7 separate regions of the Mus musculus genome follow, and all the other regions are linked to region 4. The links are chromatin loops, found by intact Hi-C in ENCODE. Cell type or tissue: heart. All regions are shown on one strand. Region 1 overlaps Polr3b (polymerase (RNA) III (DNA directed) polypeptide B). Region 2 overlaps Ric8b (RIC8 guanine nucleotide exchange factor B). Region 3 overlaps Polr3b (polymerase (RNA) III (DNA directed) polypeptide B). Region 4 holds the start of Ric8b (RIC8 guanine nucleotide exchange factor B). Region 5 holds the start of Polr3b (polymerase (RNA) III (DNA directed) polypeptide B). Region 6 holds the start of Fhl4 (four and a half LIM domains 4). Region 7 overlaps Rfx4 (regulatory factor X, 4 (influences HLA class II expression)).

The links. Hi-C counts contacts between places; a loop is a spot of excess contacts. Peaks named below come from ENCODE experiments on the same cell type or tissue, not always from the same donor. Only the 100,000 strongest peaks of a DNase experiment are listed, where the experiment ranks them.
Region 1: it touches region 4 in a loop (2.2-fold over the local background); 5 of 42 quality-filtered maps call a loop at or near these places.
Region 2: it touches region 4 in a loop (4-fold over the local background); 8 of 42 quality-filtered maps call a loop at or near these places.
Region 3: it touches region 4 in a loop (2.0-fold over the local background); 2 of 42 quality-filtered maps call a loop at or near these places.
Region 5: it touches region 4 in a loop (2.3-fold over the local background); 2 of 42 quality-filtered maps call a loop at or near these places.
Region 6: it touches region 4 in a loop (6-fold over the local background); 6 of 42 quality-filtered maps call a loop at or near these places.
Region 7: a loop joins it to region 4, with 2.0 times the contacts of the local background. A loop is called at or near these places in 4 of 42 quality-filtered maps.

What each region holds. Positions count from the first base shown.
Region 1 is chr10:84,640,109-84,644,108 of GRCm38, forward strand. All of the region lies in intron 9 of Polr3b (polymerase (RNA) III (DNA directed) polypeptide B), which reads left to right. Among named protein-coding and RNA genes, the nearest start is that of Gm17249, 19 kb to the left of the region's middle. In heart, a CTCF peak has its summit at 1,656 (motif pointing right); no DNase peak of the experiment used is centred here.
Region 2 is chr10:84,966,797-84,970,796 of GRCm38, forward strand. Ric8b (RIC8 guanine nucleotide exchange factor B) reads left to right here. Exons shown (of 10, transcript NM_183172.2): 5 at 3,067-3,295; 6 at 3,933-4,000. It overlaps Gm34633 (a long non-coding RNA gene), which reads right to left. Exons shown (of 3, transcript XR_003948930.1): 3 at 3,576-3,703. Among named protein-coding and RNA genes, the nearest start is that of Gm34633, 35 kb to the right of the region's middle. In heart, a CTCF peak has its summit at 2,285; a DNase peak (open chromatin) is centred at 1,105; H3K4me3 peaks cover 598 bases; H3K27ac peaks cover 2,723 bases.
Region 3 is chr10:84,708,209-84,712,208 of GRCm38, forward strand. The region is part of intron 23 of Polr3b (polymerase (RNA) III (DNA directed) polypeptide B); the gene reads left to right. Among named protein-coding and RNA genes, the nearest start is that of Rfx4, 46 kb to the right of the region's middle. In heart, CTCF peaks have their summits at 2,088 and 3,902; no DNase peak of the experiment used is centred here; H3K27ac peaks cover 340 bases.
Region 4 is chr10:84,915,604-84,919,603 of GRCm38, forward strand. Ric8b (RIC8 guanine nucleotide exchange factor B) reads left to right here and starts at 2,010. Exons shown (of 10, transcript NM_183172.2): 1 at 2,010-2,222. The coding sequence starts at 2,139. In heart, a CTCF peak has its summit at 1,511; DNase peaks (open chromatin) are centred at 1,648 and 1,958; H3K4me3 peaks cover 2,090 bases; H3K27ac peaks cover 1,753 bases.
Region 5 is chr10:84,620,156-84,624,155 of GRCm38, forward strand. It overlaps Polr3b (polymerase (RNA) III (DNA directed) polypeptide B), which reads left to right and starts at 2,143. Exons shown (of 28, transcript NM_027423.2): 1 at 2,143-2,383. The coding sequence starts at 2,312. Gm17249 (a long non-coding RNA gene) reads right to left here and starts at 2,490. Exons shown (of 2, transcript XR_380645.4): 1 at 2,042-2,490; 2 at 368-1,303. In heart, a CTCF peak has its summit at 1,729; DNase peaks (open chromatin) are centred at 2,186 and 2,306; H3K4me3 peaks cover 1,984 bases; H3K27ac peaks cover 1,518 bases.
Region 6 is chr10:85,100,235-85,104,234 of GRCm38, forward strand. Fhl4 (four and a half LIM domains 4) reads right to left here and starts at 2,261. Exons shown (of 2, transcript NM_010214.4): 1 at 2,062-2,261. It overlaps Tmem263 (transmembrane protein 263), which reads left to right and starts at 2,393. Exons shown (of 3, transcript NM_001013028.2): 1 at 2,393-2,763. In heart, no CTCF peak of the experiment used is centred here; DNase peaks (open chromatin) are centred at 2,347 and 3,117; H3K4me3 peaks cover 2,731 bases; H3K27ac peaks cover 2,471 bases.
Region 7 is chr10:84,834,661-84,838,660 of GRCm38, forward strand. Rfx4 (regulatory factor X, 4 (influences HLA class II expression)) reads left to right here. Exons shown (of 18, transcript NM_001024918.1): 5 at 633-694. All of the region lies in intron 2 of Gm40728 (a long non-coding RNA gene), which reads right to left. Among named protein-coding and RNA genes, the nearest start is that of Gm40728, 27 kb to the right of the region's middle. In heart, a CTCF peak has its summit at 1,669 (motif pointing right); no DNase peak of the experiment used is centred here; H3K27me3 peaks cover 515 bases.

The DNA.
Region 1 (4,000 bases), 280 kb before region 4:
GACCTAGTGTTCTTTCATACATAATTAGCATTTTGGTAGGTAGTGATGAGTAAGCCTTTCTCTACCCTCTCCCTAACCAGACAGTGCTACCAAACACCACCCTATTACTGTCTCCCATGAGTCTTTCAGGAGCTAGTTTGCATATTCATGAATAGAAATAGATCTGTTTTGTTGATGCATGCAGTGCACATTATTTTACACTTAGCTCTTTTTTGGCTTTGTAACTCACATCTTGGATGTGCCTGATCGTTGTACATGCAAACGTGACTCTGACAAAAGTAAAAGAAGGAAGAAAGGGTTTATTTTGGTTCACAGTTAATCATGGCAGGAAAATTAAAATGGCAGAAGCCTGAAGCAGCTGGTCACATTGCATCCATGGTCAGGGAACAGAAGGATAGATGTGTTTGCTCAGTTCACTTCCTCCTTTTCATGAAGTCTGAGATCACAGCCCAGGGAATGACATCACCTAGAGTGGCTGTGTCTTGCCACCTCAGTAGTCTAATCAAGACGGTCCCCCAGCATGTCCAGAAGCCTGTCTCCGGGTAGCTTCTAAGTCCCATCAAGTTGTGTGTCGGGACAGACTGTGCATGGCCATGAGAGCCCTTGATGTTACAAACGTGCCCTGACATGTCACAGGGACATCTGTAGGCTCTATCCAGGACATTCTAGATCTGTTCATTCTTATAGACTTCTAGATTCTCTTGTCTCTAAATAAACTGGTATCTTTACTATACAACTAGATGCTTAAAAGTTTGTTCGAAGTGTTGGCTTAGAACCTGAAAAGCAGTTTCCTGTAGAAATGCTGAATTGATGCTGTTCTCGGAGAGCTCCTGTGGCCACTTACCATGTGTGAGGTGTACATGTGTATAGCGTGGAGCTTGATGACTAGCTTGGCTGATCAAGAGCCCAGATGGTCTCAGGAGGCTCAGCACAGCATGCCAAATGATCCTAGACACTAGCACTGCTCGGTGGCCGCCCTTCCGGTTCACTTTAGGACTTAGCATTCCTGAGCCATAGTTGCTTTATAGTAGAAATCCCTTCTATCAGCAGGCAGAAATCTCCAGCAGTGGCAGTAAGCTGGTTAAAACGGAAAATCATTTGGGGTAACAAGAGACTGAGCCTCTACTAAAGAAAGATGTTCCCAGAGAGCATGAGAGTCAGGGAATCCGACTTCAAGTCTGGTTTGTAGTTTCCGATGGGCTCTGCCCTTGGTCATTCTCAGGTATGGACTGGATGCTGACTAGACAGGTTCTTTAACTTGAGAAATAACTGTATTTGAGATGCAGTCATATGAAAGTGATTCTGTGGGATATTTTTTATGTTTAGCTTAATATGCTTCTGAGTTTTAGAAAGGATTGAGTCATTAATTTTCTTTACCAGGTGACAGTGATAGTCAGAGGACCATTTCATCAGTAGTCCAGAGAGTCTCACACATGTCTGCTGTCTTCCTTTCTTTGAAGTTTGGATGTTCACGCACAGAAGGAATTGTGTGTGTGTTTGTGTGTGTGTGTGTGTGTGTGTGTGTGTGTGTGTGTGTATTATAATATAACAAGTCTGTGTGATGGCTTTTCTTAGAGGAATCCTACAGCTCCCAAAGTGTCTCATGTACATACACAATGATGGAGAAATGTTATTTGCCAGCTTCGAATTATATCTTCAGCAGAGGGCAGTATGTCTCCATGTATCCATGGGACTTTTTTTTTCCCCCAAAGTTTTTGAATGTGAATAGCATTTCTGTTTTTAGACTAAGAGTGTTAATTACACAGAAAGTATATGATCTTTTTACCATGTGTAATGAGATGCATACATGGATTAAAAATCTGGAAAGCTTTTAACATTCCTTTTTTTATCTACATGACCAAAGTTTAATAAAACAATTTCTCCTGTTACAGATTTGTTTAATATTTATGTTGAAAATATAAACAGATATAGCTGACTTAAATTCTATCTAAAAAAAAAAGAAAGGCTATGAGTTAACAGTTTGTCGTTTTTATGATGTAGCCAGTTGAAAAATGAAGAGACGCTCTAAAGGGTGAAGCTTGTTTCTGTTATACAGCTCTTTTTCTTGTGACTTGTAATGAACGTAACAACTTATTTGTATTTTACTTACAGTAGACGATGGCTTCTGTCTGCACCTTCATCGTTAGGGATTTTTATGTGTGTAATTTATTTTTCAGTTTCCTAAAGTAGGATTTTAGGTATATTTTTCTTTTTTTTTTTTCAACTCAGGTGTTTTCAGTCTTAGACACATGCTGAGACTTTGAAATGTGGTCATTATTAATGTACTTTCCAAAAATGTGTTTATTAATTGATAGGACAAGCAGTGTCTAACGTTTAAGATAAGCATTTAACCCCCTTTTCTTTTGATCGCATACAGTTGTCACTCTGGGTCTCCCCTTCAGGAGTGTTCAGTCCACTGCTGAAAACTTGTGTTTTTATCACCTCTCACATCTCTCCCTGGGTGGCAGCGCAGGGTCCTGGAGAGTTTACAGACACACAGAGTAGCCTAAATCTCTGCTTCTCCACTTAGTAGCTATGTGATCTTGGGCAGAATTCTCTACCTCTCTGAGTCCTGAGTAACTCATCTTTCAAGAGAAAACTCACCTCTGAAGCCCAAATGAAATCACGTGTTCCCAGGATAGAAGGCTTTTCTCTTTGCTCAGCCTTCCTTACCCACTTTTGTCAGAGCTGAGGAAAATAAACTGGGGCTCTAGGAGAAGCACGTCGTTTCCCCTTGTGTGTGGTGTGGCCCTAACCCAGCCGTTGACAGTCATTAGGACACGATTGTAACCAACAATTGGCTAAAAGCAGCAAAAGTGGCAGGGTTTCCCGATGCCCTGGTGAGTCTGAGTCTGACCATTTGGGCTTGTGAGGCCTGGAGCAGCCGTATTTATGGGTCTGAATCACCGCCTAGGTTCTCCTGCCCGTGAATCTTCCCCTTTCCCATTTTATGTCACAAGCTTTCAGCACTGGCACTGCAGTGGCATCTGTAGCCCCAAAGGATCTTGGGAGCGAGGCTTTGTTTCTAGGATACCAACTTCTATGGGTGCTTTTTGTCTTTAAAGAGAAACAACTGCAGATTTAAAGGAGTCATCGATGTTCCCTTATCTACCAGGACTGCTGCTAGCAATAAATAATTTCAGCTACTTTACAGAAAACCAGAGCTTGGCTGTATTTCTTAGTCGCCTTCATCAGAATCCTTACACAGTGTATATCAGTGTCTCTCCATAGGTTCAAGTCATTCTCCCATGCTCACTAGTGTTTTCTTTTTCCTACCTTTAAAAGTTATACTTTGTCTATGTTTGAGAACAGTTTCATGCTACTTTTTTTTTTAAGATTTATTTATTTATTATATGTAAGTACACTATAGCTGTCTTCAGACACACCAGAAGAGGGAGTCAGATCTCATTACGGAAGGTTGTGAGCCACCATGTGGTTGCTGGGATTTGAACTCAGGACCTTTGGAAGAGCAGTCTGGTGCTCTTACCTGTTGAGCCATCTCACCAGCCCATCATGCCACTTTCTAACTGACCATGTGACCATTGGTGACTTTCAGACAAACATTATCTCGGCCATTTTTCCCTAAGGTTATTATTGTACAGCATTTTCTCCTGACTTATTTATTAGTGGGAATGATGAGGTTTCAGGAGTACAAAGAGTTCCACGGAATGCTACTTTTCAGGTGCCTAAATTATGTCTGTAAAGCAAAATGGGTGGGCATTTTGTTTGTTTCCATGGCGACGCGATCATCTGTTTGTAGCCATGGCTGCTGAAGGCTAAACAGTCTTTTTGCTGGAGCTCCTTTGGTGATCCTTGCTGAGATAGGGCTCCGAGATTCAGTGACTTGATAGGACGAGCTCAGGCTTTGGCTGGAAAGCTTTGGCGGTGCGCATGCTTTCTGCTTATGGTCTCGTTCACCATTGCTTGGCCTGGTTTCTTTCCCAGCTTAGGCATGTGTGGAGGCCCAAGTATTCTGATTAGATATATTTTAAACCACTCC
Region 2 (4,000 bases), 51 kb after region 4:
CTGTGTATACTGGCAGCAAGGTAAAACAATATAGCCATTGTGCGAAACAGTATGGAAGTTCTTTTAAAAATTGAAACTAGACATGCCATTTGCTTCAGCAACCACACTGATGGTTGTACATTCCAAAGCAATAAAAATCAATGTCCCAAAGATATACTTGCATACTCATGGTCATCATATTACTATTCACAGTGTCAGAGACATGAAGACCGCCTGTCAACAGACAAATAGATAAGGGAAATATAAGGAGAGGAGAAAAGATAGAGACGGGGCAGGGAAGGGAGATGACTGAAATCTCTAACACTAGATAAGCAGAGAAAATGTGGGAAGTGTGTGCATGTAACAGAACAGCATCCCACCGTGTAACAGAACAGCATCCCACCTTTACAAAGAAGGAAGTCCTAAAACTCCCAAGAACGTATGTAGATATAGAAGATGCTAACAAGTTAAATGAACCAGGCACATGCATGATCCTCTTTTAATAAGGAATCTAAACTAGAGACACTTAGAGGGTGAGGTCCTATGCTAGTGATGGCCTAGAAGGGAGGCGTGGGGGAGTGGTATCATCTATTGTTGCTGTACAGCAGAGTCTACCATTAGCAATACTGTAGCATATATTTAACACTTGGTAAAAAGGTTAGATCTTAGGTGCTCTTCCCACAAAAGAAAAAATAATAAGCTTTTCTTTCTTTCTTTCTTTCTTTCTTTCTTTTTTTTTATTAACTGAAAGAGATCAGGAGAATCTTTTGAAGATCTCCAGATTTGGCTAGCTTTCTTTCCAGGCTTGAAAATATACACATAAGCCTCAATAGGAAGAAAGTCTATGTGACTGTAAGGTTCATTGCTTGCTGCGGATTGGTGTGGGCCGCTAGCATGCACCTCACTGTCAGTGTTTGTTGAGTTCAGCAGTTGATGGAAGGCCAAATCTAAGGTTGTCCTCCCTCCCCACAGCTGGTAAGCCTTCTGCGTATCAGGAGGGGCTGGGAGCCTGAGCTGGGGGGGTGGGGTGTCACAGCACAGTGATTAATGGTCTCTGGGAACTGGAAAGGAGAGTAATATACACAGCATTTCTACCCCCTGGAGTAGGAATGCAAACACCATTGTGCAAACCTGTGCATTGGCACCGACTTCTGGAAGCTGGAGAATCTCATGTACTCTTCTACCACAAATAAAACTGTCAGAGAATGACAGAGCTCAGAAGGCTGACCTTCCTGCTTAAAAAGAATAGCTCGAACACAGCGAGCCAGAAAATTAATTTTGTAGCTGTTTGAGAACTGAGTTCAATAGGTAATGAGAAGAAAAGCCTTAAACATCCAAATATTTGTTGATTCCAGCTCTACATTTGGCTTCCTAGATATGCTGAATTTCTAAACATTCCTCCTGGAAGTGGATGTAAAGGAGAACCAGCCCTTTGTAATAGAGCGACTCTCAAACTCTTCAGCCTGGTCTGGGATAGATGCAGAGGGTCACACTGCTGATGCTTTCCAGAGATGGCCGTCTTGTGTTTAGGGGGAAATCATAGCATTTTGGAATGGCTTGTACCGGTTTAGAGAGTAATTCTTAGGTAAAGTTCTTCCTCTCTCTTCTCCCGAGTGACTCTGGTTCCTAATAATAATAGTTTCCAAATGCTTAAGTGAGAAGCAAGCCATTTTAAAGTATAAATTAGGTACCCTGGAAGCTTGCAAGAAAAGAAATCTAAAGTTTGTGTGGAAAGTGTTGTACTTTAATTGCCTTTGAGAGTCATAAATGACAGGACAGAGAGTGTGTGGCACTGACAGCAGCTTCAGTGAGGACAACCGTAACTTAGGCTTTACCAGCGACCATGTGTTCATAACAACAGTTCACTTGTTTCCTGACCCACAGTTCATACCACTCTTTATTGTCACTCATTTTCTGTACTGTCTAATTTATAACGGATTTTCAGAAATGATTTTTTAAAATTTTTTCCATAATATAAAGAGAATAAAATATTGATTCATGGGAAATAAAACCATGCTTCAAATTGTTTTTCTTTTTGTTTTATTTTTTAGAATGTCACTATGAATTACGTTTAAATTGCTATGATCTGAATTAAGACAGCATCGGCTGGATTAAGCCCTGACTTTGGTTTCCAGGCGGTTATACTTTTAAACTACATTTGCAAGGGTTTATTTTTAGTCAGGATGTGGTTATTTTTAGACGTGCTTCTGTGTCACTAGGAAATGTAATGCCTGTCTTTCCATTGTTGTTTACCAGGAAGTCCTGGGGTACAGGCTATTAAATCAGCTCACATAGGAACACTGCCTCTCCTGGCAGATAAAACTGTGAAACGGTATGTGGAGAAAGATCTCCTTTGCAAACATGCCTCGGTCTGAATCTCTACTACCATTTTATCCTCTTGAATACTGGGCGCTAGGACAAGGTTTTTAGGGAATGCCAAAATACAAGGTTTGGGTCCCCTGCTGGTGTGCATCCCAGGCTCCTATACAATCCAGGGAAGTCACAAGGCCTGGGACAGAGATGGGACAGTAGTGTGAGAGCCAACGGTGAGAGAGGAAAGGGGGCACTGTGCTTTCCCTTGAAATATAAAAAATTGTATTTTGTACATTAGAAAAAAAACCCAAGTCTTGATACTGTAGTGTTTCTCTTTAATGTTGTTGCCTGTGATAAGCTGCTTATCACATTGCTTCTCAAGTGCTTGGTGCTGTAATCGGAGGGACAATAAACAGCACTGGACCCACAAAAGCAGCTCAGGCCCTGACGAGCATGCAGAGCCACCATTGTCACAGTAGATTAAAGAGCTGGCATTACAGCTGCCTGATTCCTGTTCAGTGTTTCAGAAGGTGGCGTGCTGTCCTGTCATTGTGTCTGTCCGTTTACCATTGCTCCTTTTTACTTTGTCGTGGGTATGGTTAAGACAGGTCTTTCTTTTCTTTTAGTAAATGCCAAGTCATATTAATGGCTCAGTTTGAAAAAGAAAAATTTTAATTGACTCCTAAAAGTCACCTCTGAACTTTGTATTATGTTTGCATTTTAAAAGCCTATTCACTCAAATTAAAATAATTGTATTTTCAAATTGCCTTTCAGTAATGCCGTCAACCTTTTAAGCAATGTTCCAGTCTCTTGTTTGGATGTTCTCATTTGTCCATTAACCCATGAAGAAACAGCCCAAGAGGCAGCAACTCTAGATGAACTGCCCAGTGATAAAACAACGGAGAAAGACACAGCTTTGAAAAACAGTACCATGGTATACAATGGCATGAATATGGAGGCCATTCACGTTTTACTCAATTTTATGGAGAAGAGAATTGATAAGGTAAGCTGCTGGAGTGGGAAGGCGCACCTAAGCCCTATGTGCCCCGCATAGAGATGACACAGCATGAGCGCACAGCTTGTCCTTGGTGCTTGGCATGCTATATAGTTCTACTTCTCCAAGAACATTACCATGATAATGACACATTGGAAGAAACCAAGGAATTTATGTAATGTTCAAATTGTATTTTACACCAAATTTATAACTAATGTCTGAAAGTAAAGGAAAAATTAGCTGCCCTGTAAATGTCAGAAGTAAAAACTAACCTCTCCAAATGACATGTTCAAAGTATTTTGTCTTCAAATTTCTCTAGTCTGTCACTCAGTTTCTCCTGAAAGGCAGCAGTGTCACATAGATGGGTCTCAAAATCCTTTGCTTCTTTGAAGCACATTGGCTGGGCTTGTGTAAACCCTAGGAGAAAAATGTAGGAAGAAGCAGGAAAGATAAAACCACATAGTAAAATGAAGATAACTTATGGAAATATTACATAAAGTAACTTTTAAAGTCATTTGTAAACGTTGGTATCCTCCCCCCTTTCCCCTCCCTCCCCTCAAGAAAGTCTTCCTATTCTCAGATGACATGGAGGAGAGCCCCAGCCTTAGGAACTGAACTAATATGGCATGCATGGTTTTCTTTATAGGGAAGCAGCTATAGAGAGGGTCTAACTCCAGTTCTCAGCTTATTAACAGAATGTTCCCGAGCCCATCG
Region 3 (4,000 bases), 210 kb before region 4:
GATGATTTAAGGTGGTGGTGAGGAAAAGAAAAGGTTAGTTGATAGCTGGGAGAAAGGGAAGAAAGGAGGCCACCTGTGGTAGCCTTCACATTTTGATTTAGAAATTTGCATCTCTTAGGCCCACCGACCCGAGTTTATTAGAAGTACTTATTGGGTGATTGGAACAGTCCAACTTGAGAACGTTCTGGCTGCTGCTTTAGCCCCCCCATGTAGTACCATATTCATCAGCACAAGCAGTTCCCACTAGACACTCATGCATGTTAGAAGACAGCTTCTTGATAATGTGAAACGGCCAGAACACACTAAGGGTGCAGGTTCCAACCTCCACAGCCAGTCTGGGCAGCTGCTCCTGACTGGCCAGTCATTAAGTTGATCTCCTCTAGAGTACGTCCTGCTGAGAGCAATTAGGTTCCTTATATAATAATAATCCCTTGCATTTAGATTTTTGTCTAAGGACCATAAAGTTGCTCTCAGATATTAGCCCATTGGTTCTTCTAACACAATTAATTGCCTGATGGAGCACCTGATGGAGGTAAAAAGACTAAGCTCCTAAGGCTTTATCACTTTTCTTCCTTTCTAGTCAAACACTGACGGCCTGAATAGTATCTGTTAAACAGAAGAGCATCAGATTAAATTAAGGTCACCTGGTTCTTTGTTATCTTCCCTCCACTGGAGTGTGATCCAAGGAGAGATGAACTCTACAGATACCATCTCGTCATGTTCATAAGCCTCATGAACATGGCACAAGTCGTGTTTGTTCCTTCACAGTCCAGACCACAGACTCCAGACTCCTGGTGCCATGCAACTGTAGGGAAAAGGCTCCCTTCCTACAGTGCAACTGTAGGGAAAAGGCTCCCTTCCTGCTGTAACTGTGGGAAAAAGGATGACTTTCTCTGTCCTCCCAAGCAGTGTGAGTACATGGCCTCCTGATGGTAAAGTATCTCCCTACGCGAACCCCAGTGAGTTGGTTAGGCTGTAGTCAGTGTGATGTGTTAGGCTCTAGCAGCCTCCCTGTGATGTGTCCTACATGGCATTCAGCTGCAGGGAGTGCAGTTATGCTTCCAGCATTTGCTCGGATTGATCTATGTCAGCTGCATCTCCTGCCTAGAGTTGTGTCCTCACCTCCTTAGAGTGTTTGTCACACAGTGCATCTGAGTGCTGTGTGACAACCAATAGAAAACTGCATACTAGTCAGCCCTTTCTGGGGGTGTCTCCTCAGAAATAGCTCTTGCATTAAATAGATCACTGCAGTTGTTTTTTTTTGTTGTTTGGTTGGTCTGGTTTGGTTTTGGTTTTTCGAGACAGGGTTTCTCTGTGTAGCCCTGGCTGTCCTGGAACTCACTCTGTAGACCAGGCTGGCCTCAAACTCAGAAATCCACCTGCCTCTGCCTCCTAAGTACTAGGGTTAAAGGCGTGCGCTACCACGACTGGCTGCAGTTGTCTTGATAAGGCTTTAGCATGGTAAATTTTTTTTCTCTTTTGGAGTGGTTTGTTTGTTTGTTTGTTTTTGAGACAGGGTCTTGCTGAGCAGCCCAGGCTGGCTTTGAATTCAGAATTCTCCTGCTGCTCCAATACTTGCATTACTGGCATGAGCTACAACACATTGATTTTTTTTTTTCTGATATGTTAACTTGTCTATTTAAAGTGTTCCAGCACACAGATCTAACCCATTAAAACTAATAGGTCAGTTACCATAATATTAGTTATTAGAAGTGCATTCTAAGAAAATGAAGTGATTCATAATTCCAGCTGTATTTTCTCTGGACAACCTGTACCTACATGATTTTTGGGTTGCTCTCTGAAGCCGTAGAAATAAAGACAGCAGCTTGGTAGTGGAACCTGCAGTACCTGGGTCCTCTGAGAGTTTCCCTGGACTCCATAAGTTCTCCTTCTCTGCCCTTGGAATTAGTGTCAGTGCTGATGGAGTGACACTCTCTTGGCAGGGCATCGTCTGCTCCTAACTTTCCCGGCTTCTATTTTTCTTCATGAATTTGTGTTTGCTAAGAGTCCTGTGATACAGTCTGTGGCCTAATTCCCAGTTGCCTCCAGTGAGTACATCAAAGTTCCTGAGCAAAATGTATTTGCATTTTGCTACCAGGAGGCTGTGCTATAAACAATGGAGTTGAGACATCAGCACCGGCCAGGGGATGAAATTTTATTTTACAATCTGAAGTGCTGTGTAAGCATTTAAGGTATGAATCGGTAATCATTTCCCAACAGCTCCCATTAGCCATGCTTTCTTTGCAGCCCATCCGCTTTCCTGGGATGCAGGGTGGGAGTTAACTCTCTGGAGCACACTGCGTGGCATTTGCATTTAAGCCAGCATTCAAGGGAGGGCACCACAACTTTCTAAAGTTCTTAGTGCCAGAATGGACCTTATGCCTCTGCTCTTTGATGAAACACAGTTTTAATTTTTCATTGCAAGAAAAGAGAAGAAACCTTCCCAATGTTGTGAAGATTACATATTTCTAAACCAGAGAAATGTAAAAGAAAAAAAAATATATATGGGGGAAAAGTGGGTTTCAAAGGTCAGGAACGTTCTTTACCCCTGATGGATTCAATAAAATGCAGACTTTAAAAATCATCTGTCTAATTTGAGATTCAAGATCATCAAATTCTGTCTAAATATTTTGTTTTAACTTCTAAGCTCATTATGGCCCCTTTGTGTTAACTTGTATTAAACTCTGTCAGCTATGACTGGTCTCATAAGCACAGTCAGTGGGGCAGAATAAGTTAATTATTTACTTGTGTCACTAGTGCTCTTCATTTAATGAAATGCACAGCTGTGTTGGATCTGCAGTTGGATGTGTAGCTCCCATTGTTCAGCAAGTCAGCAGAGGGGAGAAGCCGTGGTGATGGAGAGTCCTCGCCTCTCTCTGCTGCTCTGGCTTTCTGTGTCGATTTCATGGGTCTTTTATCACTCGCTTTCTCACAAAACAAACAACACAGGGCTGTCTGCTATGGGAACCATCTTGGCATATAAAAGGGGTTTCAGAGGCTCAAGTAATTTTAAGTTAGCGAAGATTTAATTTTTGGCTTACAGGTGCCCCTGGTTCAAATATAACCAAAGCAATTCTATTATAAGACGGAATGGAAAAAAAAAAGCTCCTTGTGTATGTTTTTGTCAGCAAATGTCAGAAAAAGGCAGAAGAGAAAACAAAACAAAACAAAAAAAAAAAAAAAAAAAAAAAAAACTTCCCAAAAGGAAGCTGTGCTGTGAAGAGTAATCGGGCCCAGAGGAAAATGACTAGATTCTGACTGTAGGAATGAGCATGTATGTCATCTTAATAGCCTGGTGAGGTTAAATCAGCTCAATTAAACACGTCAACTAAAACCAGGCTACCAAGTCTTCCGTCTTCCTGCCATCCCTAAGTCCCAGCCTGCCTGAACCAGTTCCCACCTTCTCCTGGTGGTGTGGAGGGTGGACCGCAGCCTCTCCCAGGCTGACACCAGCATCCCTGTGGGTCCTGCCTGAGAGGCGCTGCCTTTTCTCTTTGGTTTTGTGTTTAAGGGCTATCGGAACCCTGACTCTCACCAGCCTTCCCAGGCTCTACCCCGTCCTTGTGGAGATGCCGAGTCCAACATGTTGTTCTTTGCTGTACAGTAGTGGCCTCAGGGTACCTAGATTTCTGATTTGCTCTCTTTCAAAGTAGGCTTCAGTGACTTCCGGCCTCTGTCAGATCCTTTCAGTATGGATAAGATGTGGCTTTAGAGGGAAGGGACACGTCACACAAGACAATGGCACACAGCTAGATTTGAGCTACAGCGTAGCAAGTGAGTTTCTGTTATTTATACAGGAAAGCATGAATACCCATGGTATGATTAAAAAAAAAAAAACCTTTTCAACCAAAATAAATATCAAAGAAACTGTACGTCTGCTCTGGAATCCAGCTCTACACGCCCTAGCTGCAGTCTTGTTGGCAGCCACTAGAAAGCAGAGTGTTAGCACAGTGTAAAGAAGCAGGCAGGCTTGTTTCCTCTGTTTAGCTCTTCATGATAT
Region 4 (4,000 bases):
CAGAGAGAGTTAGGTCCACAGCAGCGTGCTATTGCTATTGGAGGGAATATCGGGCCCTCGCTCTTTCCTGGATCTTTGCCTTCCAGCTGCCATGGAGTGAGCAGGTTTTTCTACTATGCCCTGTCAGGGAGCCATGAGGTACACTCTGGTCACAGGGAATAACACCAAGGAGCCATGGACAGAACCAAACGAATCTCTCTCTTTACTGATTGGCTTCAGCATCTGTTTCAATAACAACAAACAAAACCACAATCGTCTCCTGCTCTTCAATGACTGTTCAGCTGCATGGTCAATAAAATACTGGCTTCATGAAAAGTATAATCATCAGAAAATCCAAGCTCCATGGGCTCGGCGTCTACACTGTTTAAATCTCCCCAGATCTACTACAGGGTAACAGAAACCCAAGAAGATGAGTAAACACTTGTACATCTCTCCTTCCTCTTCAGCAAAGCTTAAGAGGCCCACGGGGAAGGCAACAAGGATGATTACTTGAGGGTAAAACGCTTGGAAATTTCTTGCAGAATTCATCTATTCTCTATGAGAGAGCCTGGGAGTGCAGAACAGGCTCCAGGTCCAAACTTAATATAAAAACTATGCATTTTAAATTTTCAAGACTGCTCATTTTAAAACAAGAACAGCAGGGCTGTTCATGGTGATGTCCACAAGAACAGACCACCCAGTAAGGTTGGGACTTGTTTTGGGAGCCACTGTATCCACACTGTATTGGATAATGCCCAGCAATGCACAAATTCTCAAATATTTAATTTTTTGAGATGTTGAGTGAACCCAGATGAAATGTAAGTGGCTGGCACAGAACTAACACTTGGAGAATATGTGCCTCCATCACCACTGACTCCATGGATACTCTGGTTGTGTGATATTTACATCTTTGGGAACGACCTGGATTCAAATCTCAACTTTCTCAATTACTAAGTGCAGAGCTAATTTCCCTGGGTTCAAATCCCAGGTATGCCTCATTAATTCTGAGCTTCAATTTCTTCATCTGGAAAATAGAAATAAAATATATATGTATATATGTACATACACACACACACACATATACATACATATAATATAAAATTATATATACATAATCTAATAATCTATCTCCAAATAATATCTATATAGATATATAGATCTCTCCAAATTTCTTTATCTGTTGTGATTCCTTAGGGTTCCACAAAGAACTGTGTTCAATTTCCCATGTTGCTGTAGCCTAGTGCATAACAGGACTGCAACCGGGTGAGGAGGGTGAGCATTCCAGAGACGGAAACCGCTAACTGAGCATAGAGGGAACTCAACCTGGCGCTGACAGCCACTACCAAGGGTCGGCCGTTTCGCCATCGTCAGTAAGTCCAACCAGCCGCGTCTAAGTGCAGGTCAGAAAAAAGAAAAAAATAAAAACCAAAAAAAAAAAAAAAAAAACCCAAAAACAAAAAACCCAGTTAAACCCCAGTTTAGACCCTCCCACCAACGAAGGGTCCCTCCGCCTCTGGCCTCCAGCGGTCGCAGGATTCTGGTTTCCGGCCTTTAGGGAACTACATTTTCCAGCATGCCCTCTGGAAAGAGGGAAGTCTTTTGCACTGGATGACTACCAATTCCGGCATGCTATTCAGTTCACTAATAACTCAGATGACAGCGTGGGATGAGCCCATTGCATGTCGGGAATTGTAGTGTAGAAGCGGTAGGCTCGCAGATGGGCGGGGAACAGCCCGCCAGTTCTCGTCCGCTATGGGGGAATGATTCATAGAGTGTTAGGAGAGACAGTTCTGCTCGTGGAAGCCCGCTGCGAAGCCCAACTCTTCCCCAAGGCTGGCAGACCTAGGGGAGTAGGCAGGGCCTGGGCCTGACTCAGTCTCTGGTGGCTCCTCAGGCCTCCACCAAGCCCCGGGCCTTGTCAGGGGAGGCCTCCGGGCGCCGGTTGCTGGGGGAGCGGTGACGTCGCGGGGTGAAAGTTGAGGGGCGGTGACGTAGGGCCTGCCCGGGCGGAGGCTGGCGGGTTGGAGGCTGGAGGGAGGGAGGGAAGGAGGGAAGGAAGGAAGCTGGGAAGGAGCGAGGTAGCGGGGGCGCGAGGCGTTTACCTGGGAGGCAGCGGCTGGGGCGCGCACAGCGGCTGCGGCTCCCCCGCACCTGCGGCCATGGATGAAGAGCGCGCCCTCTACATCGTCCGGGCCGGCGAGGCGGGGGCTATCGAGCGGGTCCTGAGGGATTACAGCGACAAGGTAAAGAACTCTGGCCCCGGGCGTTCGCTGTCTTGTCCCCCCTCCCCCCGGGCCGCCTTCGGGGCTTGCACTTCGCATCCTCCCCATCCCCCTCATTCCGGGGATGCGCATTGCTCTCCCCCGAAAACGTTTCCGGCTTGGGCATGCGTGTTTGTGCCCCCAGCCTTTCCCACTCGTTCATCCTGCATCTACCCATTGCCTCCACTATAATGCCCACTCCGATTTCTGGCCCAGCAGCCTGTCCTGTGGTCTTCTTCCTAAACGTGCAAGGCACACCCCCAGAATCTGTAGATGCGCGGCTGCCCAGTGCCCCGTTCCTGGATGCATAAAATGCATGCGAGGCTTTCTCACCTGTATAGTGTGAAAATACATGCTTCTCTGCATAAACACGGCCCTTGTCATGCACAAAACATATCAGCAACGATGGCAGGTCTTTGTGTACCTGTACCATTGTATGGTTTACCAGGCATTGATGTCTTTTATGTGATCTCCTTTGATATCCTCCAAGTGCTTATAAAGTAGATGGTATCAACCTTCCCATTTCATAGATGAGGAAACCGAGGTGCAAAGAACTGAAATCACGCCCCAAGGTCATGGACATATGTTGCAAGTGGGTAGAAAATCCAACTCCTAATAATACCTGTTATTTGTATCGCATTAACAGCTTTTCTGTTCATTATCTCATTTAATCTTGACAGCAATCCTGTGAGGTATTATCTGTGTTTTGCAATGGAGCCTCCAGATGGGCTAAGTAACTAGCCCAAGGTCATTCCTGGGAGCCAGAGCCTTCCCACCTAGGTTTTCAAACTATCCATTCACTGGTCTTTTGCTACAGTGATCGGTATCTTATTATTAATACCACTTTCATCTCTGGAGGAGCTCTCTCTCCAAGTACCATTAGATCTTCCTTTTCCTTTCAGCAGTTTCTCATGTTTGCTTTAATAAGTAGCCTACCTAACACCTTTAGGCTGTTTGGGAGACTTGTATGACTCTCTTCTCTGAAGACCCATCCATCACCAAGTTACACCATATACCTAACAGGTACCTTACTGTTCCTTTCCCCTGCCTATTTATCAGCCCTCTCTGAAAGAAACATGGCTGTATGCCCCTGTGGACCTTCTCTTCTGTGCCTACTACTCCGCTCTCATATATTTTGTATCAGTGAACTGCCTGTATGCCCATTTCTGCGCTTAGTAGAAAATACCTCCAGAAGAGACATACTTCTTGTTTTAAAAGAACCTTCATACCCACTTAATCTTCCCAGCAATCTAGTGAGGACAGTGAGGAGGATATTCCTCATTTCACAGAGAGTAACACTCAGGATAATAATGTCTTCCCAAAGTCACATACCCAATGAAAAATAAGACTGAGAGTTGAGTCTAGCTCTCCAACTCTAAGTCTAGTGCCTTTTTTTTGCTGTGATACATTCTTAGGTAGAATGCACGGACTGTACTCTAGTCATGTCTTAGCCCCTTCACCTGATAGGCTTTAGTGTTGATCATATCTGCCTAATTTAGGAGAAACTCATTTAATGCGTAGGTGTACATACTGCGTATATTGTATTATTTTTAACTTGATTTATTATTGCTTTCCAGAGAAGATATGGGGGAGCTTCAAGCTGATTTACAAAGAGAAGTATAATAGTTTGGCTATTGTGTTGAATGAACTTCTATTAACTGTTAATGTTTTTTTTAGCACTTACTATATGCCAGCTAGCTAACAATGATAGGAACCTTTTTTCCACAAGCCAGGGAGGAGGGAAAACCTACACTGGGATC
Region 5 (4,000 bases), 300 kb before region 4:
TGCACTAGAACCTGGAATGCAAGGCCATTTTCATTCCAGCATTCACAGACTGAAGAACTAGACAAGTACAGAGGTTATGGTATTAGGTCACAGCAGCAGAGATCTTGCTAGAAATGCAGATTTCCAGCTCCAGCCTGCCAATCAGAAAGCTGAGATTTTTTAGTTCTCCAGGTGTCTGTGATCTGGTTTACAGTAGAACCATCTTCATAGTGGGAATCCAAGATGACTTTGTAGAAGACAGCTGACACACCTGAGCCAAACTTGATGTCCTCAAGTCTTCAGCTCCCTTTCCCAACCCCTTCCAGACTACACTAAGTAGGGTGCTCTCTGGTATAATAACTCACAGGGACCATTCAAATGTAGTTTCTCTGAGTAAATCTTAAGGATTTAAGGGGGGGGGGGGCTGATCATTCTTAGTTTTAAATGATTTGTCTTACATGTGAGTATGGGGATCAGAGGACAGCTCTTTAGAGTTGCTTCTCTCCTTCTACAATGTGGGTCTTGGGGGCTGAACGCGGCTTTTCAAGCTTTGTGGCAGGTGACTTAACATACTGAGCCATCTTGGTGGCCTGTAATTTTTTTCTTTCTTTCTTCACTTAGTTTCAGAAGTCTATCAGCACAACGTTTAGATACAAGCACTGAAATTTAACTAGCTAACTCTGTACGCAGATTACCTTGGACCAGGTTTAAAAAAAAAAAAGAACACATATTATTAGATGGTGCTAATTATACAGGTGAACTATTAAATAGTTCAACTATTAAATGGCCAGGAGCATTGTACACACTCATGTGACACCATCCATCTCCACAATTTTTGTATGTTCCCAAACTGAAACTCATTTAAAAACTGTTGGCATCTTTTACCTCTTCTTCCCATGGGATTTTTCTTACCATTGGACTTGCATGAACTCATTTCCAATTTCAGTGACAAATCCTTTTGTCTTCTACCAACTGTGTGTTTACTATTCATAGAGATTTTTTATAGGTGTATCTAATTTTTTAAAAATTAATGGAATACAACTTTTAGCAATTCTTATGCTTTCTCCGTTGCCATCCTTGAAATCTTTCACCAATCAATGTTATTAATACATTACCTTTTCTTTGGAGACAGGGTTTCATGTAGCCCAGGCTGGCCTCGACCTTGTTAGGTAGCCAAGGATGCCCTTGAATTTCTGGATGCCCTCCTACCTCTAGCTTCTAAATGCTGGGATTATAGGTGTCTGTGCTGCCGTGGGAGGATTATGTGCAATCCTTCGTTTATTCGGTGTAGTGGTAACAAACTCCGTCCCTCTGACGTTTCCTTCTAGTGTTTTGTTAAGGTATATTTCATCGACATAGGATTTAAACATATTTTCCCCCAAACCGTTAATTAACTATTCTAATATAATTTATTGGGTTTTCCCTAAGAGGATCTTGGACCTCATTCTTCAAACTCCCTGAGACAGTGAGGTTGTGATCCTACCACCTCTACATACCAAATGCTGGGATTAAAGTCGTGGGCCCCTACACCCTGTCATAGCAGGAATCAACCCCAGGTGCTCTGGAAGAGCAACCAGTAGTCCTCAATCCCTGAGCCGCCCCTGGGTCCTAAGTCACTGATCAGGTCGCTCCCGTTTAAACCCTTCAATGGTGCTTTACTATTCCCAGGGAGAAAGTCTAACACCTTCTAAGAGTTAACACATTTCAGAATCAGGAAGGCATCTTTTACTGCCCCCTGGCTGTCCTGGAACTCACTTTGTAGGCCAGGCTGGCCTCGAACTCAGAAATCCGCCTGCCTCTGCCTCCCGAGTGCTGGGATTAAAGGCGTGCGCCACCACGCCCGGCTGATGCCTGTTCATTACACGCAGGTACCACCAATTATTTAAGCAAGGACTTTTGCTCTTCTGTACTACACAACATACAAGCAGTTTAGACTGAGTTAATTGAAATCTCTGCTTTAGAAGTTCATGTTGTGACTAATGTGTATTATCGAGTCATTTTTCAGATTAGTTATACAGTTAGAACTACTATACTTTGCCGTATTCAATCATTCTGGGGATACTGGAAATGAGCCTGTCAAGAGGCTAGGATTAGCCCGGCGAGACCTCGGAAGTACACCAGTGGGTGTAGTTTTCCACATCCGGCTCGGTCACTTCCGGGTTCCTCCGCAGGTTAGGCCCTGACCAGGCGGAACCTTTTGAAACGCCTCCCCGTAAACAAGCGCCACGGGGACACCGGAGGAGAACGCACACCACTCTCCGCGTGCTACTTGCTTGGAGCCGCACGGGCGGATGTGAACATTCTGCCGACTTCTTCCTCTACCGTGAATGGAATGGATGTTCTAGCCGAGGAGTTCGGGAGCCTGACTCCGGAGCAGCTGACTGCGCCGATCCCGACTGTGGAGGTAAGTGCCGTGAGCGCAGGCAGCGGAAGAGGTTGGAGACGACTAAGGAGGCGTTGCCGGGAGAGTTTTCAGGATGACGAGGGCGGGTCCCTGGGCTTCTACGCATGCTCAGAACTTCTGCACATGCTCGGAGCTCCGGGTGTGTGAGCTTTTACCAGGTGTGGTTCTTGAGCGTTTGTAGCAGCAAGTACAGATCTCTCAGTAGCGTCCTACGTTTAGAAGCTTAGCGAATGGCTCTCGGGTAAAGCTTTTCTAATTTAAGTGTGCACTGGCAAGAATTGGTCCTTGTGTATTCTCTCAGGAACCAATATCTTCTTGCCGATCTCACCTGGAAGGACACAGAGATCCTGAGAACGTAGGCAATGTTCTTGAGGTCCCATAGCCGGCTTTGGTGCTAAAAGTAAATGGGAATCTCACCCTTGTCATCATTTTCCTTTTACTCCACAGTTTCTTTGGACTGCAGGTTTAGTTTAAGTACCTTGACTATCCCTTCGTCCCCCATTTTTGATCTTGTATTTTCTTAGGGGCCCCTATAGCTTTCATCAGATTCTTAAAAGTTAAAGGATAATTGCTTCACGGTGAACTGCCTAAGGAAGTGCAGTTATTGACATGATTTTGTTTCCTGAGAAGGTATATAAATTCTCACTGAACCTTGACATCTTTGGCACAGAATAGGGACATCTAGGACTGAAGATGGTCGAGGAAGAAATTCAGGCAGAGGAACAGGTTGTACATGACCCCAGACACACCATCAGTTGTTTCAGGGGAACAAATAAATCTAGTGGAGCTAGGGGAAGAGGGCAGTAAAAGATGCCTTCCTGATTCTGAAATGTGTTAACTCTTAGAAGGTGTTAGACTTTCTCCCTGGGAATAGTAAAGCACCATTGAAGGGTTTAATTGGGAGCGACCTGATCAGTGACTTAGGACCCAGGGGCGGCTCAGGGATTGAGGACTACTGGTTGCTCTTCCAGAGCACCCGTGGTTGATTCCTGCTATGACAGGGTGTAGGGGCCCACGACTTTAATCTCAGCATTTGGTATGTAGAGGTGGTAGGATCACAACCTCACTGTCTCAGGGACTTTGAAGAATGAGTTCCAAGATCCTCTTAGGGAAAATACACAGTATTTGTCTTTGTGTTTGGCTTATTTCTCAGTGTTCCCCTACTCCTAATCAACAGGACCTGCAGCCCATGCAGCAAAGGATAGTTAAGAATGTAGCCCAGTCCAAAACTGCAGACTTAACTCCAAGCTTTATGAGTGTTATTTTATTTTACTTTTAATATTTTTGGTATGGCTCTCCAGGGAGAGTTTTGTAGATCACAGCGTCGTGTTACAGTGTTGCTGTAAGGAACCTTCCTCACAATCGTCCTTAATTGCAGCATGAGCTGGAACTCTCGGTGTCTTCCAAATGGGCCACTACACTGCTTTCTGGTCCTTCTGTCTGTGTTTCCCAGCCCTAACTCAGCTTTTGAGCCACGGTGCACTGGCTCACTGGAACCTGCTGTCACCTCATTCACTACCTTAAGCCTCTTCAATGTACCTACCTTTCTTTCCTCACCATGTCTAACTCATAGCAGGCATAGACATCCTCAGTGTTCTCCACCCTGCCAGCTCCTTC
Region 6 (4,000 bases), 180 kb after region 4:
AAAGTATATGACAAAGTGAACATAAAAATGTGTTGCCCTTACACTAATTCATCATATAAATGCCAATAGAAATACTGTGAAGATGATGTCAACTCAACAAAGGAATTATTTATGCAAAGAACTGGATCAACTTCCTGTACTGAGCAGAAGGTTGGACCCCTCCTTCAGCTTCAGTGCTACAACATATAATTTATGTTTTGCTTTCACAATTCTGTCTTCTGTCTTGCTACTTTCTGGTCTTAACATTTTGAACTAGCCCAGTCTGTTAAGCAATGTCACTGCTAATTACTCCAGGGTATCAATAAGGTAACTAATTTTTTGAATGTAACCAACTAGAGAAAAACTGAGGCACTTAAACTAGAATTAACTTTTGTTTTAGGTGATGGAGGTACAGTTTGGGGCATGCTAGGCAAGTACTCTAAACTGAGTCATAATCTCAGCTATTTATAATGTAGTATAAGAAAGTTTTGCCTTAAGTTACTGCATTAAGAACTCATTATTTGAAGACATTTAAAGACATTATATAGAAATAAAGATATTACAGTATTAGAATCAAGAACTACAATGGAGGTCAGCCTATAAAATAAATAGGGCCTGATTTCATTGAGGTTCCTTCTGGTTACACCAAGCTATCTGAAATCAAGATAGCATCAGGATAGAAACAATTCAATTAAGATTCTCATATAGACAAGAGTGGCTTAGAACTGAATGGGATGTTGTTCTTTTTAAAAAGAAGATGGCATCAGATAGCTGTGAGCTGACATGTGGGTGTGGGGAACTGAACTCAGGACCTTTGCAAGAGCAGTGAGTGCTCTTAACCACTGGGCCCTCTCTCCATTATTATAGGTAAGGAAACTGAGACAGCAAGAACTGACTGGGGTCAGATCTATAAGAAATACTGGACTACCTGTACTTGTAGGTTCAGAAGGAGCCAAAAGCTCCCTGGTACCTTCATTGGTTTATGAAACAGAATATACCACTGCTTTGAATTATAGCCTTAATTACTAGCAAAACTGTAAGTCAATTTGGAAAGAAAGTTATAAAGTTCTGCATTGTAATTTTGCCCAGGGTTCAATCTTGAAATCACCTATTAAAATCCTATTAAGAATTCAGGAGTCTATGACAATAAAAGATTGGTACTCAGTTAATACCACAGTTCAAACTCTCCTAATCATCATTCTCTTTTAGTTCTGTAAAACAAGATTATCATAATTTCAGCACAGTGATCTGAATGGACTTAATTCATCGATTTGATAACGGTTAAGCTCTAGTTCATTCTATTTAAGAACTGAACCAAGGTTAGCTCCCTCTCAGGATTTTTTGTTGTTGCTGTTAGCATCCCTTTTCTGAGACTTGATAAACACTTGCTATCCAGTTACACCACGCTGATTACTTTCATTTAAAAATTGAGGTCCCCTGTCCTGTGTATGTTTCCACTTGATAACTAGGTCGTGAAAAGAAAAAAAATCTCACGTTTTGGTATAATTTCTCAGTAAAGCCCCCTTACACCCACAGTCTCTCTTCTTATCTTTCCCAAAAGTGTAGGGTGGACTTATTGTCATTTTTATCTTAAAGATGTTGAGAGTCAAGGAAAAGCTAATAGCAATTATCTAGTCAGGTAGCCATTTCGTCACGTCTCTGCTTCCTCCTCACAGCCTTCCTAGGCAGCTATCACAAGCCCCCTTGGAAGCTCACTGTCCTGTTTCCCATCTGAAGCAGAGGCAACGCTGAACCCAGAGGACTTCCCAGACAGCATCTTCTTAGGCTGCTCAATACTTTACAGGACCCCACCAGGGATCCCCCCTCCCCCCAAGGCTGGCAAGAACGTGGAGGGGCCCTGACGAAGCCCTAGTTAGGAAGTGACAGTTTTCCTCCCTCTCCAGTTCAATTCTCACATCGATGAACCAACCTTCTTTCGCTACCAAAATTCAAGGCCCCCTGAAAGGCCTTGGGCATCCGCTGTGTGATGAGGGCGAACCTGACATGTTTACGCTCAAGGACTCCAGGTGGACCAACAACAACAACAAAAACCCCACACAAATTAGCAAGGCCTCGCCTCACCCTATCACTCGGTGACACAGGCTCGCAGAGCGCCCTGGGGAGAGCGACTGACAGAGGCCCTGCCCGTCACTCCCTTAGGGCAGCAGCTAAAGGTTGAAGCCCCTGGGCGAAGGAGAGGGAGACACCGGCGAGCATGCCGCCCTCCTCAGGGGAGAAGTTCTAAACCCCCATAACCGTTAGTTCCCTCGAGCCCGGAGAGTGGCCGAAGACTCGGGCGAGGCCGGAGGCGCGCGCCTCGCCGGGGCAGCGCCCCCTCGCCTGCTCTGATTGGGTGGCCGGGGCGGAGGGGGCGGGGAGACCCTCCGGATGAGGCGCGCGCGCAGGCTGGCCGGGGGCTGCTGGGAGGGCTGCGCGCGCCGAGCGACCGGTGGGCGCGGGAGGTGGGGGGGCGGAGGGCCGGGGGCGCGAGTGCGCGTGCGCGTCGGAACCCGAGGCGCGGGAGGAGGCGGGAGCTCCGGAGGCTGCGGAGGGGGCGGGTCGCGTCAGGCGCCACGTCCGCAGCCAGAAGCCGCCGCTGCCGCCGCCGCCGCCTCGCACCGACCTCGCACCGAGAGTCTTCCGACTTCTGAGCCGGAGAAGAGCATCTAGGTCGCGTAAGCCACTCCCGGGCCGCATCAGGGCCTCTGCTGCCCCGGCCGCTTCTGCTGTTCTCCGTGCCACCGCTCCCTCCGCCCGGCCGCAGCTCCCGGCCTCGACCCCGCGGTGAGTGAGTGTGTCCCATGGCTGGGGCGGGGGCGGGAGGGTGTCGTCGGCCTGAGTGGCCGCACTCCGGGCCCTTTCCCGTTAGCCTCATCTGCACCTCACCTGCACGACCCCGGGGCCTGGCCGCTCCAGCCTGGCCCTTTGCGGGGGGACACTGAACGGGAGGGGGATGGGCGGGAGTCGTTGGGGGGCGTACGGAGGTATGGGGTTACCCCAGTGGGTCCACGAGTTTGTGGACGCGGTGTCTGCAGTTGAAGGGAGTCGCTCTGGAAGCCTGGGTCTGACCTCTTGCCTTGAGTGTCAGGCTGGTGCGGAGGAGGAGATGGGGCATCCGAGGAGGAGCCCAGCTTCCTTGCCCCACTTAACTTCTGACCTGTTGATAAACGGTCCCGGTGGGTTCAAGTACACAGGGCTTGGCTCCAAGCGGAGATTCCCGCTGCTCTTCCTAAATCGGGAACTCCACTCCCACGCCTGTTCTAAGCCCGCAGGTGTGGGAATGAAGAGGGGCGCTGGCAGTGTCAAGGAGTGACTGGGGAGCAGGGGGGAAGGAGTCCTGGAGCAGCCGCCAGTGCAGTCACTGCCGACCCCAAGCTCAATCCAAAACCGAGCCTGCCATGCACAAGCAGCATCTAGTCTAGCCCCGGAGCTGCCACTCGGGATCAAGTTGGATCGTCTCTCTTAAGCCCGTCTTATATTGGAATTCCGCAGGAACTAGGGTGTGCTGGATGGACAACGAAGGGGCGGAGGAAGGAGGTGTCCAAGCCAGCACCAGCCTCTAGGGTCATTTTCTGCCTCTCCTGCCACGTCACTGCTCTGCTCAGGGGAAAAAAAAAAAGACTTGCTTGTGCCTAAAGGTGGATCAATGAGGGGGAGCTAGGGCTGCTGGGAAGAGTTAGAAACACCTAGACTAGGAAGCGAAATCTTACTTGATTGTGTCTTTTGTATCTTGTGAACGCTACTAATCCAAAAGGAAACATTGTGGGTATTTGTATCTGCTATTGGTTAGTGCTTAAAACTTCTAGTTGTTGCCGCTCAAGGGCTATCACACTAACAGGTAAGTATGTTTCCATTCTTGCTTTAGCAACGCTTAATACACATCTGCTTTCATTTTTCACTTTCATTTTTTTTTGTATAGCAGCACTTATACCAGAAACTAAGTTCAATGAAAGCATCATTCGAAAAAAGTTCAATGAAAACATCATTCGAAAAGTTTAATTGATTTTAACATATAAATTCA
Region 7 (4,000 bases), 81 kb before region 4:
TCACACACGCTATATTCAAGTAGCAAGAGAGGCAATTGGTACTCAGTGAGGAAGCGCTCTGGCTGCACTCAGACAGAAGCCTTCCAGTAGAACCTGGAGACGCAAGAGACAACTGTTGCTACTGGACACTGGTTGGTCCCAGGAGGTCTCTGAGCAGGGGCATCTTGTTCAGAAGCCCCAAATGTCATCTGCAGAGATGGAAGCAAGTCTGTGAGATGTGGGTGAACTTCCTGTAGTGAGATGTGGGGGTGGAAAGAGGCCAACTCATAGGGACAAAATCGGGATGGTACACAAGGCCTAGTTACAGGACTGAAGGTGGGTTTGGCTCCAAGTGTGATGGCGGTCTCAAGGGAGAATGGTCTATTTTAGAGCTTCCTGGGATTTCCTGTGTTGTGAATAAGAGGAGATAAAGCATGGTAGCCCGGTGAGATTTCCCACTGAGCCCCTCAGGGTCTGAGCCCCACAACTGCCAATGTACTGTCCACCTGCCCCCTCCCCCACCCCAACACCAGGAGTCTGTGCCATTGTGTTCCCAAAGACTCCTAGCCAGTCTTTGCACCGGCACCGGCTTGCTTCCCCTTTCAGTCCTGGTACACCACTGCTCCTGATGGGTTCTTGTGTCGCCCTTACAGATCATAAGGCAGCAGTTTCCTCAGCTAACCACCAGAAGACTCGGGACCCGAGGACAGTCAAAGTAAGCACGGAACAGCCACAATGCCTTCATTCACAGCATCTGTCTCTGGACCTCGAGGCCAGACCCCAGGATGCTCCTCAGGAGCATGGTCTGCAGGCCCGTGGGGAGGTCTGTGCCTAGAGTGGGGGACTGTGGAGGAGGTCTATGACAGCCAGCTTCTCTCTCAGCACCCTTGAGAGGGAGAGGAGAGAGAGGGAGAGAGCCTGGCCATCCAAAAACCTTTGGCCCAGCTGCTCGATGCCATCTGACTCTGTGCCTCCTTGTCCTCGGTTGTCCTCTGTAAAGCAATCTTTACATATTTCCAAGGAGCCCTGTGATCTCTCAGACCATTTCCAGGTTGCTTGGAGTGTTGAAGTAACCTCTGCTCTGAGAGCATACAGTGGGCCACAGGCACAGACCAGCTCCAACAACGTGGGGGGATGGGCACGTGTTTCCTCCCCCTCTGGCTCTGTGGTTCCTTCCAGCCAGCCAACACTTGAGGAGACAGAGGTCCTGCTCTGCAAGCTCAAGCTCACCACAATCCTCTTGTCTGGACCTCTCGCATGAGATCATAGTCCTGAACCATCACGCCTGGCTTGCCAGGGACGTTCTGATATGTAAGACAGACATGAAAAGAAGACTCAATGTTTCACATCATAGCAGAGAGTAAGAAAAGGGGAGGGAGAGGCACGGGGAAGATCTTTTGGAGGAGATGATGGTAAAGAGCAGAGGAAGTGAAGTCGTCCCCCCCCCCCCCCCCCCCCCGAGAATTCCTGTCTCCCAGGTGTGTATCAGAAAGGGGGGCTCAGCCCGTCCTACTCCATCAAAGATACACAGCAGTTGCCTCTCAGGATAGTTTAGAAACTTTCAGGGGTCAGGAAGTGTCACTTGGAAGAGAGGTGGCCACACAAGTGTGGCCAACCCAGTTCAACAGCTCCCTTTCCTGGGAGACTTCTAAGAACCTTTATCATGCTAATGTGCACCTTGACTCCACTAGAGGGTGCCTTCTTCTTATGCGGCATTCTAGACCTTTGACAACTGTAAGTGAGAAGGCAGCACAGTGAGCCAGCAAACCCGAAAACCTCTTCAAAAGGAAGGAACATCACATCTCCACATAGGTTGCAGAAGTCATGTCTGGACAGAGGGGGTTAGGGGTTCAGCGTTGTGGAGGGGGAGGGTTGGAAGCACACCCACACACTATTACCCCAGAGACAGAGCCACTGAGCAGTAGAACTTGGGTTTTTGTTGTGGAAGGGAAGGGAAGAAAACAGATGATCAAAGTTGGGAAAACCCTGTTATTGGTAAACTCTGAAAATAAGACTGTGTGTGTGTCTGAATCTATGTGTATATATCTGTGTGTGTGTCTATGTGTTTGTATGTCTGTGTCTATGTGTATATGTGCCTGTGTGTCTATATATTTGTGTATAGGTGTCTATGCATATGTGTGTGTGTGTATCTATTTTTATTTGTGTCTATGTCTCTGCATATGTCTATCTGTGTCTATATGTGTATCTCTCTCTCTCTCTCTCTCTCTCTCTCTCTCTCTCTCTCTGTGTGTGTGTGTGTGTGTGTTTATCAGAAGCTCTTGAGAGAAATTCCAAAGGACTGTCCAGAAAATTTTTGAACAAAGGACATCTTGAGATAATTTCTCAGTGATTTCTTTCCCAGGGTGACTACACTGAAGAACAAACTACTTCATTTATAAAGAAAAAGTCTGGTGTTTTGTTTAAAAGCAAGGTTGTAAGAATAGAGTGCAAAAATCTTTTTTTTTCTTTTTTTTTATTATTATTAGGTATTTTCCTCGTTTACATTTTCAATCTTTTTTTTTTTTAATTGTTTGCTGGTGATCAAAAGTGGATAATTCAAAATCTCGGTCGAACCAGATTTAAGCTACTCCAGGTGACATCTTTCAGTCTTCCCAGGATTTTGGAGTCTGAGGCAGGAGTGTGAGGCCACATGTTTAAAAGCCAGCCACCTGAGTTACATAGCAAGACCTTGTCAAGGTGGGGAAGAAGATGAATACAAAGATGCTGGATAAATAGGAAAGTATGGAAATGTTTGTCTAGCCTGTGGTCTTTGGAAAACCACTGGCTCCAATATGCAGTTTCTGATTTCTAAGGAGAATAGGAATGGTAGAAAGAGTTGGTAAATGTGGAGAACCAGAAAGGGTAGAAATAGAAGGAGCATGCACTTGGAGAACAGTCCCCTCTGAGGAAAGCCTGGTTTCTGTTCCTCTTTTTCTTTCACCTACATGGTGGCAAATTAGGCATCATCCATTTTTAAAGTTCTACACACAGCCATATTCTACTGTCTCCACGAGGACCCCCCATGCCCAGCCAATCTAAAGGCAATGGGATGTTTCAAGCTGCAAACTGAGTCTCCAGGCTGCAGCGTGGCCTGTCAACATCCCTCAGCAAGTCCACTCCTATAGATGAGACATAGGTATGTCTAGCAAGGAGTGCTGACTCTCCCTTCAGAACCTAAGTAGCAAAACCAAGACGGGACCAGACCAGAATAGTGTAGCTTTCCTGTAATTGAAGATCTATGCTACATGCATAGATTAACCAGGAAATAAATGGTTCTATCTTATGATAATGTAACTATCTCATAATGTCATATTAAGATATGGCTGTCTTGACCTTAAGTTATAAGAAACATTTTAAAGCTAAGGGGGTATGCTATATAACTGTCTTTCCACCACAAGGTACCTCTGGAGTCCCTGGAACCAGCCCCTCCCCCACAGATTGCCCACAGACGGAAAGGCAGTTATGTGACAGTTGAGAAGTAGAAGGCCCAGACGGTAGATATTAGCTCAACACAAAGAACTTTCTGGTAACTACATCGGCTGAAAATGAACTGGGCTGCCTTCGGAGGGCCTGAGTTCTTCATCCCAGGAGGCATGAAGATGGAGGCAAGCTGCCCACTGGGCAGAAATTTCACAGAATGGTACCAGCAGGAAGGGGGCTGTGAAAGGGAAGGTTACACGCACCCATCTCTCCCTCCCCGTAAACAACTTTCCCCCAAATCAAAATGCTTCCCCATTCCCATCACCGTGTATCTGTGGATAGAGAAAAGTAGCTGAGATGTTATTTGGTGTTTCTGAAAACGAGGGCTCGTGACTACAGTAGCATTACCACTGTACCGTGAAACCCCACCCTAGATTCACGAAATCGGAATCTTGGGGGTCAGGATGCTGCCGTGTGCACTGTGGGTGATTCTGACTGTTAATAAAGCTTGGGAATCACTGGCTGATTTAGAGGCACAAAGCCCGAGTTAGAAGTTCAGATCCTGCCTCTGGGGCCTTCTCACTGGGTGATCTAGGATGCA